Regions from separate parts of the Homo sapiens genome. Here regions 1, 2 and 3 are each linked to region 4. Evidence: chromatin contacts called from ENCODE Hi-C or POLR2A ChIA-PET data. All regions are on one chromosome and are shown on one strand. The core of a region is the stretch at or near the end of the contact, and the rest is flanking DNA. Distances in the headings are between cores, read along the strand shown.

Region 1 (2,950 bases), core at 230-2,729, 1.1 Mb before region 4:
TATGCAAATTTAGGTTGTAATTAACAGTGGCACTTCAAAGTAGTGAGGAAAGAATATTCACTAAATGACATGGGGGCAACTGGTCAACCATTTGGCAAAAATAATCTCTTAGTAAACTATTTTATTTCCAGGAATTAATTCCAAGAAGTAAATGGACAAATGTGAAGAAATGCCTGTTGAAGGATTTTTTTGGGATAGTGAAAAATAGAAAACCACTCAAACGTCTATTCAGTAGATTATTTCAAATGTGTGTGTCTATTTGTGTGTACGTAGTATACGCATAAGTTATGGAATGCCATGAGTCTACTTTAAAATATGGCCGGGTGCAAGATGGCTCACACCTGTAATCCCAGCACTTTGGGAGGCCAAGGCAGGTGGATCACCTGGGGTCAGGAGTTCGAGACTGGCCTGGCCAACATGGCGAAAACCTGTCTCTACTAAAAATACAAAAATTCGCGGGACGTGGTGGCGCACATCTGTAATCCCAGCTACTCAGGAGCCTGAGGCACGGGAATCGCTTGAACTCGGGAGGCGGAGGTTGCAGTGAGCCAAAATGGCGCCACTGCGCTCCAGCCTGGGCGACAGAGCGAGGTTCTGCCTAAATAAATAAATAAAATGATGAAACAGATTTAAACTTAATGGAATGGAAGGATAGCCACATAATCTTTAAAGTGAAAAAAAAATCAGGTTCTAAATCTATAGGTATTCTTTGATTACATTTTTTTCAATGTGTAGAGGCATAGAAAAGTCCAGAAGGATCTATAATGAGCTGTTTAATTTTCATTTCCTATGGGGTAGATCCTTTGTTGCATGGAAGATTATTTCACTCTGTTAGCTCTCTTTACATCAGTAGGAATACATCCTCATGGTTTTAAACATCTTGAGGGAGCTTTCCTGACACTCTACTCTAGGTAAATATGCTCGCATAGCACTCTCTATTCACCATATTACCTATAAATCATATTGCACTTTTTAACTTTTCTAAACTACTTTTTGCTTTCTTTTCTAGATTATAAAATCTTGAGGGCAGGGATAGTATGTAAAGGTTCCCTTGTGAGCAAATAACCGTCACTTATTGAACTCTGTGTGCCAAATACTGTGCTAAATGCTTTCAATAATCTCACTCATAGGGAGATATTACTACCATCTCCATTTTGAGGATGAAGATATTGAAAGATTATGAAGTTTCTCCCAAATGCCATTGCCAGGCCTGTGTGACTCTTGGTCGTTACACGGTGATCAATAAAAATTTGTTTCATAGGAAAGAAATACAGCCAGCCGTGGCTTTAAGATCACTGGGTGATACAGTTGGACCAGAAACCCTTTAAACTCCTTCGTCAGACACAGACTCGCAAGCCCCGCCCAGGACGACCGCCCGCGCGCGTATGGATAAGCGTGCAGGGGCGGGGCGAGCTTGTAGGAGTGGGGCGGAGACAGATCTGACTGGCCAACGTCGGGCGGAAGTCGGGAGGTTGGGTGGTCTGTAAACGCTGGCTTGTGACAGGGAGGGGGAGGAGGAAGGCCTTCGTAAAGGTTGCATCTCCGTCCCTTCGCTCCCGGGGACCCGCGGGAAAAAAAAAAATCCAACACCCAGGCCCCGCGGCTAGCCCCTTCCCACAGGCTCTCTCCGCTCGATTTTGTCACCGTTATGTGGGAAGCGAATCCAGTGAGTAGCCGGGCGGGACGGGGCGGGCCCAGGGGGCGGGGTTGATGAGAGAGGGGCGGGAGGGGGTCACCGGAACTGCTTCCCCGCGCTCGCTTCAGTCTGGGTGTTGAGTTCCGGGACCGGAGTTCCCGGGCCTTTTGGCTTCTGTAGTCTGTACCTTTTTAAGCAGTGGAAGTGCCTGGGTGGATTCTCCAATGCTTTATTGTTTTCTTGTTACAATTATTTATTTTACTTCCCGTGATGTTTCAGCCTCATCCCTTCACCATTTGTTGTTGTTGTTGTTTTTGAGACGGAGTCTCGCACTGTTGTCCAGGCTGGAGTGCAGTGGCGTGATCTCGGCCCACCGCAACCTCCGTCTCCCGGGTTAAAGCGATTGTCGTGCCTCAGCCTCCCGACTGCCTTCACTGTTTTTTGAAACTTTGTGTTTTGCTTTCTAATTGGAGTAACTGGCCTTGGAACCTGTAGTCAGTCATTTGCCTCAGGTTTACCTGCCAGTCCCACCAGTCTAAAGCAAGGGAATTGGGACCCCCTTGTCTTGAATGGGCCTAAGAGGAGCCATCAGTTCTCCTTTTCCCTTCTTGGTGGACAGTCGTTTAAAACTTGGAGTATGGACTGTATGTTCTTAGATGTTTTCGTTCGGTGGACAAAGTGATCTGGAGCATTTCAACTGCAAGTCTGCCTTCTTCCTTGGCTGACTCTGGTATTTTCATTATGACTTCATGTGTCTTTGTCTACTTTGCTTTTATACATTTATTTATTTAAAGTGCAACGTAGGGGCCGAAAACTTTAGTACCTTTCCTCACCACCCATTGTAAGGATCACAGCCACCACTCCTTAAAACAGAAGATAGGTTAACAAGGTAAAAGCAGAGCAAATCTAATCAAAGTTTTACACCACCAGGCACTTCAGAGACCAGGGAGATCTCTATTTTTATGCGTAGGACCCATGAAGAATAGACAACTGTGTAAAAATGTGACTGGACAAAGGATATACTCTAATGTTAATAAACTGAGGAAGGAAGCCCAGCAAGGTCTGTTTGTTCAGATTCTTCTTGGCCTCTCTGTGTATCATTTCTTCCTCCTACGGAGGAGGAAGGTCCCTTCTGGAATGAGGGTCTTAGCGACCTACTATCAGGCAAGGTAGATTAGAGAATTTCTTTATGGCCAGTTCCTATAGACAATGGCAGGGAAAGCTTAATAGTTCCAGTTTTTATGGCTTGCTTTGTAGGAGAGGGATCCTAGTTTCTATCACTCACCTTGGGGAAGAATTCTGGTTTCTGTGACT
Region 2 (3,328 bases), core at 40-2,539, 1.2 Mb after region 4:
TTCTCTGATCCAAAAATTCTTGGTTTGGGGGTAGTTAAAATGAAACTTCTGAAATTCTATCCTTAGTACGGACATTTAGGACCCAGGGGCTACATCCTAGAATGGAATTGTGCCCTGCTTCCATAAAACGGTTGATAAACCAACAGACACGACTGGATTGTCTTAAACCAAGTTCAACTGTCATTCCATTTTAATCAAAAAGTAAATTGGATTCAGCATATACGAATATATTGACTATCAGTACAACTGAGCCATACAACTGATAGTCTAAGGCTGATGACAAGGAGAAAGCTCCTAAAACAAGGCTTAGGGGAAGGCTGTTCCCCTGTAAGCAAAGCGGACTGAGGGCATTGGTGGCGCAGCAGCGTTCAGAAGTAGAGGGAAGTTTTGATGTATCAAGTACCGAGGGAAACACACACAGCGTGTCTGGAAACCATCAGAAGATGCTAGAAGGAAGTAGTCATGGATAATTCTAGAAATTTCTAGAACACCGACTGGAGGGGGTCATTGTTTAAGATGAGTACAGCCGAGTTTCTCTCCAATTTAAGACACAAGACTGGAGAGAAAGGCGTCGTAGTAAACAGCCCCAACCGGGGGAGCAGGGGGTGTGATAATGAGGCGTTAAGGGGCATTAGGGACAGTAAGAAAAGGAGAGTTGGGGTGACGATTATTGAGCACTGCTATAGGAGGCGGCTCTCGCAGGGATAATCAAGGGAGAGGGGTGTGAAATAAGGGTAACGAATTGCAGGGGTAAACTGTGGGAAGGGGCTGCGCAGACTTCAACAGCAAAGAAAAAGAAGGAACGGGGCTGGGGCGTGGCCCAGAGAGGGAACGGCTCAATAACGGGCTACCGGGTGAAAAGAAGCCGGGTGGGGAGGCGCTCTGCTGACAGCTGCCGCTCCCCCGTGGCGCCCACAGGGTTAAAAATCAGGGGCCACGGGACCAGGCCGAACTCGGTTTCCAGGGCAACGGCTCCACAGTTCCGGCAGCGCAGGCCCGTACCATTGCGCGGGCGCGGGGGAGCGGGAGCGGCGGAGGGGACGCGCTGCAGGGCGGCGGAGCCGGGGCCGGCCCGGGCGCTACCAAACGCACGGCCCGCCTGCTCGCCCGGGGTCTGCGCCGAGCCGCGCTCCGGCCGGACGGCCGCGGCGTCCTTGGTGCGGGGGCCGGCAGCTCCCAAGTGGCCGCGGACGGCGGGGGAGAAGGAACGCACGCCGCCGGCCGGGATTGGCCTCCTGGTCCCCCCGCCTGGGCGGCGGAGTGCGGGCGGCCCGGGGCTGGGAGGTTTGAAAAGCGGGCGAGAGACAAAGGCAGCAGGAAGCCTCCTCCGCGCCCGGAGCCCGTGCGCCCGGCCCCCGGGGCCCCCTCGCCGCCCGCCGGCCCGCGGAGCAGCGGCGGCGGCAGGAGGCGGAGGATGCGGCAGGGGGCGTGGGCGCGGCGGCGCGGGCGGAGCGGCGCGGCCCGGGCGCGGCGTGGGTAGAGCCGAGGCGGCGGCGGCGGCCGGCCTCCGGGAGCGAGAGCGAGGCGCCTTCCCCGCCCGGGATGTGAGCGCCGTGCGGAGCCCGGGGCGGGGGAGGGCCGGGCCGGAGGCGCAGCCGGCAGGAAGGAAGGACGGACGGACCAGGAGGAGGAGCGGCGGCGGCGGCCGGAGCCGGAAGGCGGGGAGGGGCCGGCCGTTGGGCCCGAGGCGGCGGCGGCGGCGGCGGCGGCGGCTGGGGAGAAGCGCTCTCGTCGCCTGCCCGAGGCCGGAGCGGCGGGGCCCGCGCCTCCTCCCCCCAGCGCCGCGGAGGGGGGAGGAGGAAGATGGAGACCCACATCTCATGCCTGTTCCCGGAGCTGCTGGCCATGATCTTCGGCTACCTGGACGTCCGGGACAAGGGGCGCGCGGCGCAGGTGTGCACCGCCTGGCGGGACGCCGCCTACCACAAGTCGGTGTGGCGGGGGGTGGAGGCCAAGCTGCACCTGCGCCGGGCCAACCCGTCGCTGTTCCCCAGCCTGCAGGCCCGGGGCATCCGCCGGGTGCAGATCCTGAGCCTCCGCCGCAGCCTCAGCTACGTGATCCAGGGCATGGCCAACATCGAGAGCCTCAACCTCAGCGGCTGCTACAACCTCACCGACAACGGGCTGGGCCACGCGTTTGTGCAGGAGATCGGCTCCCTGCGCGCTCTCAACCTGAGCCTCTGCAAGCAGATCACTGACAGCAGCCTGGGCCGCATAGCCCAGTACCTCAAGGGCCTGGAGGTGCTGGAGCTGGGAGGTTGCAGCAACATCACCAACACTGGCCTTCTGCTCATCGCCTGGGGTCTGCAGCGCCTCAAGAGCCTTAACCTCCGCAGCTGCCGCCACCTTTCGGATGTGGGCATCGGGCACCTGGCCGGCATGACGCGCAGCGCGGCGGAGGGCTGCCTGGGCCTGGAGCAGCTCACGCTACAGGACTGCCAGAAGCTCACAGATCTTTCTCTAAAGCACATCTCCCGAGGGCTGACGGGCCTGAGGCTCCTCAACCTCAGCTTCTGTGGGGGAATCTCGGACGCTGGCCTCCTGCACCTGTCGCACATGGGCAGCCTGCGCAGCCTCAACCTGCGCTCCTGTGACAACATCAGTGACACGGGCATCATGCATCTGGCCATGGGCAGCCTGCGCCTCTCGGGGCTGGATGTTTCGTTCTGTGACAAGGTGGGAGACCAGAGTCTGGCTTACATAGCCCAGGGGCTGGATGGCCTCAAGTCTCTCTCCCTCTGCTCCTGCCACATCAGTGATGATGGCATCAACCGCATGGTGCGGCAGATGCACGGGCTGCGCACGCTCAACATTGGACAGTGTGTGCGCATCACGGACAAGGGCCTGGAGCTGATCGCTGAGCACCTGAGCCAACTCACCGGCATAGACCTGTACGGCTGCACCCGAATCACCAAGCGCGGCCTGGAGCGCATCACGCAGCTGCCGTGCCTCAAGGTACTCAACCTGGGACTCTGGCAGATGACGGACAGTGAGAAGGTCAGGTGAGGGCGGCAGCACCAGCTCCCCTTGTCCCGCCCTGTTCATCCTCCCATTACCACCGCCCCCACACACTCACACGCACACTTACGCACAGATCATTGCAGCGGATGAGATGGGGCTATGACAGAAGCCTCAGGCTCGTTTCCTCCTCCCTCCTCCAGCCCCCTCCCGGCTTCCAGCCCATTCTCTTTGCAGCTGGGGTTCCTACCCTACCCTACTCCCAGCTCCTTTTCCCCGCGGATGGAGAGATGGACTCTGCTGCTTACCCACCCACTCCCCTGCAGGGGGTGGAGGACTGATTCAGCTACTGTATCCCCACTGCTGTGAC
Region 3 (3,180 bases), core at 442-2,941, 1.7 Mb before region 4:
AGACCAAAACTATTGTGGAGTCATCTCTGATTCTTTCTTTCCCTTACCTGTACATCTACTTCATCAGCAAGTTCTGTCCACAGTGCCTCCGAAATACATCCCAAATTCATCTGTTCCATTCCATGCCCACTAATAATACCCTATCCCAAACCGCTCTCCAATGATATAATACCTGATTTTCCTGCTCCCGTTCTGGTCACCCTATCCATCATTTATTCTCCACCAACAGCCAGTGACCTTTATAAAAGCAAACTTAGATTCCTCTCCCCTACTTAAAACCCTCCACTGACTTCCCATTGACTTAAAATAAAACCTAAACTCCTTTCTAAGACTTACAAGACCCTATCTGTTCTGGCACCTGCCTATTTCTCTGGCCTAATCCCCCTACGATTCTCCCCACTGCTTGTTAATCCTATAGCATTAGACTGTCCCTAAAATATGGTCAAGTATGGGGCCTTGGCTCCTATTCCCTCTACCCTGATTCATGACTCAGTGCATGCATTATCGCCTCAGAGTCACATATTAACTACTATATTTAAAGTAGTGCTTTCCTCTTTCGCACTCTCATATTTCGAGGCTTATTTTCGGCCCCCTAACCTCACCTCCCACTGGAATGTAACCTCCAGCACCTCGTACACTAAAGAAGTGAATATATTCAATAACTTTATTAAATGAATGGCTAACTATAGGCTTCCATGGCACTCAACTGTGTAAATAGAAGAATCGTTTCTAATACCACGATGGAAAGCACAGAGGATCTTGAGTGAGATGACTTAGGTTTGAGTATTGCCCTGCCACTTACTGGGCTGTATGACTCAGATAACTTACCCTCTATACGTAGAAATGTTAAATCAATACAACAGGAATGCTTACTCTTTCTATATCAAATAACTACAGTGATAAACAAATAAAATAACACATAATTGGGCGCTCGGTGAAATGTAAAGCGCTGTTCAAACGCTAACAAGGTCTTGGTAAAAGAAACGGCGACGGTTGTGAAGGGAGGCAAAGAGAAGGAAAAAGCTACGATGCTAGGATACTTCTGAGCAACGGGTGGCTCTCACTGGAGACTGGGTTCTTGATAACCGTCCATCCTAACCCCACCATCGCTGCCCTCCGGTCTTACTCGATCCTTTCCCCTTAGTCTCATGTCTTTTCCCTTAGTTTTCCTCCCACCCCCGACGAATGTCAGGAACTACCCACCTCACAGGCCGCACCATGGTCCCTTTCAAGGCTTGGTATTTACAGTTCTCAAATTCTTGTTGGCTTCAGCGGCGGTTTCAATTCCCGCCCAAAACCAGACTTCGGAGCCCTCCGCCCCCTGTTACCAGTCGTCCAATCATCACCAGCCATGCTTGCGGCGGCGCACGCGCTGTGGGGAAAGCGAATTTGCTCCCGCCCTCCCCAAGGCACCGCTTTTCCGTATCCGGTCCACCAGAGCCGAGTTTGTGCTTTGTCCCTGCACTTTCGTCACAACGGCGGATTTGCCCTGTCTCTGAAATACAGAATAACAATAGAAATACACCTTATTGCACCTTTCAAATTGTTAAATTGAAACAGGTTGGGACATAGGGGCACTTGGACTGAGAAATTTTCTACAAGATGCCAGGAAATAGAAAAGGATGTGGCGAATCTACGTTCGCGGATCCGCGGTGTGGAAAAAGTATGTCGGCAAGTCAGCTGGTTTCCCAGTGCAGGACGCGCTGACAGCTCGAGTGAGCGGACTGCCCAGGACTTCGGAACTAGACGAGGTGAGCCCAGAACCGAGTGAGGATGCCCTTTCAGACTGACAACCGTTACAGAGGGATTAGTCCCCTCACCCGGCTGAAGTTTCTCAGCTCGACCGTCTGTCTTCCTTTTCCCTGATTAATGTGAGCCTCAGAGCCTCCGCTCTGTTGGCTGTGTGTGTTCGGTCCAGACCTTCCATCCCATTTTCTTATGGGAAACCTTCCTGGATTTCACGGTTGCTAAAACTGAACCCAGGCTTCAGGATAGACCATTAGTCTAAAAAAAGAGCGAGAGGAGAAAGAACTAAAGTTATCAGTTTCTTGAAACACAAGTCTAAATGTTGAACCAGAGCTTTTGTGTCTGCCTTCTCTTTTTTTTTTCAACATTCCTGATTCATTCATATTTTTGCATTTATCAGTGGTTGATTCTTTTTTATTGCTGTGTAGTATTTATCTCATAAAATAAACAAGTTTACTATTCTCCTACTAATACGCATTTTGGTTGTTTCCAGTTTGGGGTATTATAAATAAAACTTATATGAGCATTCTTCTGGGTGTACTTTAGCGAACATATGCGTGTGTGTGTATTTGGATATATACTTAGGAATGAAATTTCTACATCATAGAATATACCTTTATGTAGTTTTGGTAGTTTTCTAACATTATAAAAATTTGTATTGCTTTACGTTTAATTTTAATTCTTTCTGAGTAAAACAAATACCCTATCTCTTTGCATTATGGTGAAATAGACGAAGATTTTTGTGTATAGCCTACATACAGATTTGAAAATATAGTCTGGATAATTCAACTTAGCCCCGCCCCACGACATGTACAAAAGTCCTTTGAGTTTTTTTTATATTTCAGGTGATATCTTTTTAAATAACCGTATGAATAATTTTTTGTTCTTTATTTTTCCAGTGAGCACCATAAAATAAAAACGCCATACAATCCAACAATTATTTATTAGTTCTTGCCATTCGCAACATCCTGCCTAATACATGGAATACAAGACAGTATTCCTTCCACTTCAAGAAGACTGTTTTCTAGCCAAGAGTAAGAAATAGAGCGTGATAAGTGCCATGATTCAAATAAGTCTAGGCTAATATGAGAGCCTGTCGGGACCCAATCCAGTTTTAGGGAGTTGGATAAGTCTTCCTAGAGGCTTAACTGAGACCTGAAGAATTAGCAATTGTTATCCAATGAAATTAAGATCAGTAAGAGTGCTCTAGGCAAAGGAAAAGGCATTCAAAAAGATTCGGCATGGAAGGAGAAGTTTGGTGTTGACAGAAGTTCAGAATGGCTGGAAAATAAAATTTGTGAATTTGTGTATTAGGAAGGAGAGGTGCAGTTTCTGAGAGAAGAGTGGAAATATAAGCAGGGGTGTTGTAAACTGGGATAAAGAGTTTGCATTTTATCCTGAGAGCAATGGAATGTCATAGAAAGTTTTTAAGCG
Region 4 (2,961 bases), core at 1-2,500:
CATAAAATTGGACTGCTTGGCAGTTCATGAAGAAACACGAAAGCCCAGAAAACATAACACAAATTTATGAGAATAACTCTTTCCTCCCCAGAGAGGGTAGAGCCAAAAAAGGCCTCATAAGATACCTTCTGCATCACAGCACTAGGGGGCGGTGGGAAATAAGTACAGGACAGTTAAGGAACTGTGAAGCAGGGAGGCCGAGTAGGAAGATAGGGCAGAGGGTAGAAGGGGGCAATACAGTGCTTTGCATTAGAACTATGAAATAGATGATAAATGAAAAGATAAAGTCTGCAAAAAAAAGAGCATCAGACACTATTCCCTTTAATGCTCCACCGGAGAATCCTCTCCATACTTTAGTCAATGCATCTCATTACATTTTATTATCCGGTGACTATTACACAGCTTGATTATGAGCTATCTGAGGACTGGAACTCTCTCGTTCATTTTTGAATTCCTAGAATGTAGCAGAGTCCTTGGTGCATAATGAGCAGTTCAGTAAAGATTTGCAGAAAAACAGAATAAAATACTAACACCACCACCACCACCACTAACACTTAAGTGAGCACTAAACTGTGTGCCAGGCATTGTTTTACCTGCTTGACCTGTGGTAATTTATTTAAAAAACGAGAAGGGCTGGGCACGATGGCTCAGGCCTGTAGTCCCAGCACTTTGGGCCAACATGGTGAAACCCCACCTCTACTAAAAACACAAAAATTAGTCGGGCGTGGTGGCGGGCGCCTGTAATCCCAGCCCCTTGGGAGGCTGAGGTAGGAGAATCGCTCGAGCCCGGGAGGCAGAGGTTGCGGTGAGCCGAAATCAAGCCACTGCACTCCAGCCTGGGTGACAGACGGAGCCTGTCTCAAAAAACAAACAAAACCTCCCAAGGAACAAAACCAACCACGAACACTGAAGCTATCAATAAAGTTTTTCTCTCTAGCGCTCCAAACTAGCCACAGCGCGCATGCTCACGCTCACGTGGCACGCTCGGGCGGCCTCTTCCACTTCCCTTGCCCCGTCCCTGCACAGATCCAGGCTGTCTCTTGCGGTGCGCATGCACCTACCGTATCGTTATCAACGTCTCCGAGGCAGATTGCGTGCGGGAAGAGGCTCCCGCTGAACTCCAGCGCCACGCGCTGCACGTAGCTAACTGACCTCATGGCACCTCCAAGAGCAGAGGGAGCGGAGAGGCCCAGTAAATATTCCCTGAACCCCCGTCGCGACAGCCGCCAGAGCGGAAGGCCACCTAAGGCAGCAAGTTACGTCACTGCCTGAACCTCCAATCTCTGCCTCTTCCTCCTTTAACCTTACAGAGGAGGCGGGTCTTCCGGGCTTGGAGGCGGGCTTCCCAACTCTGATGTGAGTGACAGGCCCACGGGCCACTCCTTTTCTCCACAGGGCTGCAGACCGTGGGTAAACCAACCCTGACGGGGGTCGATCTGTTCCCTTGGCAACAGGGCTCCCAAGGGCTTGACCTAATAACCTTGACCTTTTTCCTTTGTTTCCCTGGCAATGAAGATTCCTAGCCATCAGACCATTCCTGAGAATCTTACTAATCTTCGTAATAACTGATAATTGCATGGTTTTGAAAAGTGTTTTTAAAAAACTACCCATTAGGAGTGAAAACAATGTAGTGAGTTGCAATCAGCATATAAAAAATTAAATACAATAGTAATATACCAAGTGACTCCCAGGTAGTAAGGTAAGTACAGTTTTTGTGAAACTCTTGTTTCAATTGTATATACTTATATGTGTATACTGGCTTATAATGTAAAAAAAATTTTTTTTTTCAGTGTATGTGTTTTCTGGTCAATAGTTTAAAAGCCACCTGCTGCAAAGCACATTTCACATATTTCACATAATTAGTTCAGCCACTATGCGAGCTTTTTTTTTTTTTGGCTGAGGAAAACAGGTTCAGCAAGATTAAGTAAAATGGCAGAAGGAAGGATTGTGGGGCGGGGTGCGTGCTCAAACCAGAATTGTTTGATCCCAAACCCTAGGGCCTCTCCATCATTTACTATCATAGTTCGTAGGAGAGTCTTCAGGCTGGAAGTGAAGGTTGCCTGGATTCCGGATCTGCTCTGTCTTGTGGCCCCCCAGCACAAAGCTCTTGCATCTCAACCTCAGTAGCCTTACTCTTGTAGCACAGATGGGACTGTCACTCTCATGGCTGGCTTCTTGGGATACTTTCTTTCCATGTTGAATCCAGTTCTGCCTTTCTTTGGGGTGCCTCGTCAATCAGGGCAATATTTATGAAATCATACAGGTGTTCAATACATTTTTAGATTTAGGTCTAAAAACCCAGGCTGACTCGCACTTGGTGTTTCAAAAAAAAAAAAAAAATGATTCTACCTTATCTGGGATTTTGGACCAGGGGCTGTTCCTTTTTATCTTTTTTTTTTTTATTTTTATTTTTATTTTTTTTTGAGACAGAGTCTCGCTCTGTTGCCCAGGCTGTAGTGCAGTGGCGCAATCTCGGCTCACTGCAACCTCTGCCTCCCAGGTTCAAGCAGTTCTCCTGCCTCAGCCTCCCGAGTAGCTGAGACTACAGGCGAGCGCCACCACGCCCAGCTAATTTTTAATTTAATTTAATTTAATTTTTTTTTTTTTTGAGACGGAGTCTCGCTCTGTCACCCAGGCTGGAGTGCAGTGGTGCGATCTCGGCTCGCTGCAAGCTCCGCCTCCCGGGCTCAAGCCATTCTCCTGCCTCAGCCTCCGGAGTAGCTGGGACTACAAGCGCCCGCTACCACTCAAGGAGAATTTTTTGTATTTTTAGTAGAGACGGCGTTTCACCGTGTTAGCCAGGATGGTCTCGATCTCCTGACCTCGTGATCCACCCGCCTCGGCCTTCCAAAGTGCTGGGATTACAGGCATGAGCCACCGGCGCCCGGCCGCCCAGCTAATTTTTGTACTTTTAGTAGAGACGGGGTTTCACCATGTTGGCCAGAATGGTCTTGATCTCTT

The links. Hi-C counts contacts between places; a loop is a spot of excess contacts on that map. ChIA-PET counts read pairs that join two places held with the same protein, here RNA polymerase II (POLR2A). Pooled maps may share reads with other maps.
Region 1: a map of CD8-positive, alpha-beta T cell shows a loop between it and region 4 (14-fold over the local background). The contact joins the promoter of PARP11 here to the promoter of ITFG2 in region 4. A Hi-C loop is called at or near these places in 2 of 168 maps with a recorded cell type or tissue (CD8-positive, alpha-beta T cell and naive thymus-derived CD4-positive, alpha-beta T cell), 2 of 37 single-sample maps with no recorded cell type and 14 of 50 pooled maps.
Region 2: a loop to region 4 is called in a map of naive thymus-derived CD4-positive, alpha-beta T cell, with 7 times the contacts of the local background. The contact joins the promoter of FBXL14 here to the promoter of ITFG2 in region 4. A Hi-C loop is called at or near these places in 1 of 168 maps with a recorded cell type or tissue (naive thymus-derived CD4-positive, alpha-beta T cell) and 8 of 50 pooled maps. POLR2A ChIA-PET finds 5 or more read pairs at or near these places in 1 of 52 experiments (WTC11).
Region 3: a loop to region 4 is called in a pooled map, with 20 times the contacts of the local background. The contact joins the promoter of FERRY3 here to the promoter of ITFG2 in region 4. A Hi-C loop is called at or near these places in 13 of 50 pooled maps.

The regions. Positions count from the first base shown.
Region 1 is chr12:3,871,928-3,874,877 of GRCh38, reverse strand. It overlaps PARP11 (poly(ADP-ribose) polymerase family member 11), which reads left to right and starts at 1,479. Exons shown (of 8, transcript NM_020367.6): 1 at 1,479-1,666. The coding sequence starts at 1,649. PARP11-AS1 (PARP11 antisense RNA 1) reads right to left here. Exons shown (of 2, transcript NR_183432.1): 1 at 2,922-2,950. RefSeq lists enhancers at 1-509, 510-1,030 and a silencer at 1,702-1,811.
Region 2 is chr12:1,592,542-1,595,869 of GRCh38, reverse strand. FBXL14 (F-box and leucine rich repeat protein 14) reads left to right here and starts at 1,289. Exons shown (of 2, transcript NM_152441.3): 1 at 1,289-2,997. The coding sequence starts at 1,804. RefSeq lists enhancers at 585-654, 2,025-2,214, 2,732-3,328 and silencers at 915-1,784, 2,765-2,814.
Region 3 is chr12:4,536,980-4,540,159 of GRCh38, reverse strand. It overlaps FERRY3 (FERRY endosomal RAB5 effector complex subunit 3), which reads left to right and starts at 1,691. Exons shown (of 14, transcript NM_020374.4): 1 at 1,691-1,751. RAD51AP1 (RAD51 associated protein 1) reads right to left here and starts at 1,270. Exons shown (of 9, transcript NM_006479.5): 1 at 1,204-1,270. The coding sequence starts at 1,220. RefSeq lists enhancers at 838-1,446, 1,447-2,056 and a silencer at 1,662-1,711.
Region 4 is chr12:2,810,957-2,813,917 of GRCh38, reverse strand. It overlaps ITFG2 (integrin alpha FG-GAP repeat containing 2), which reads right to left and starts at 1,250. Exons shown (of 12, transcript NM_018463.4): 1 at 1,062-1,250. The coding sequence starts at 1,157. It overlaps ITFG2-AS1 (ITFG2 antisense RNA 1), which reads left to right and starts at 994. Exons shown (of 4, transcript NR_146317.1): 1 at 994-1,356. RefSeq lists enhancers at 974-1,223, 954-1,703 and a silencer at 1,334-1,423.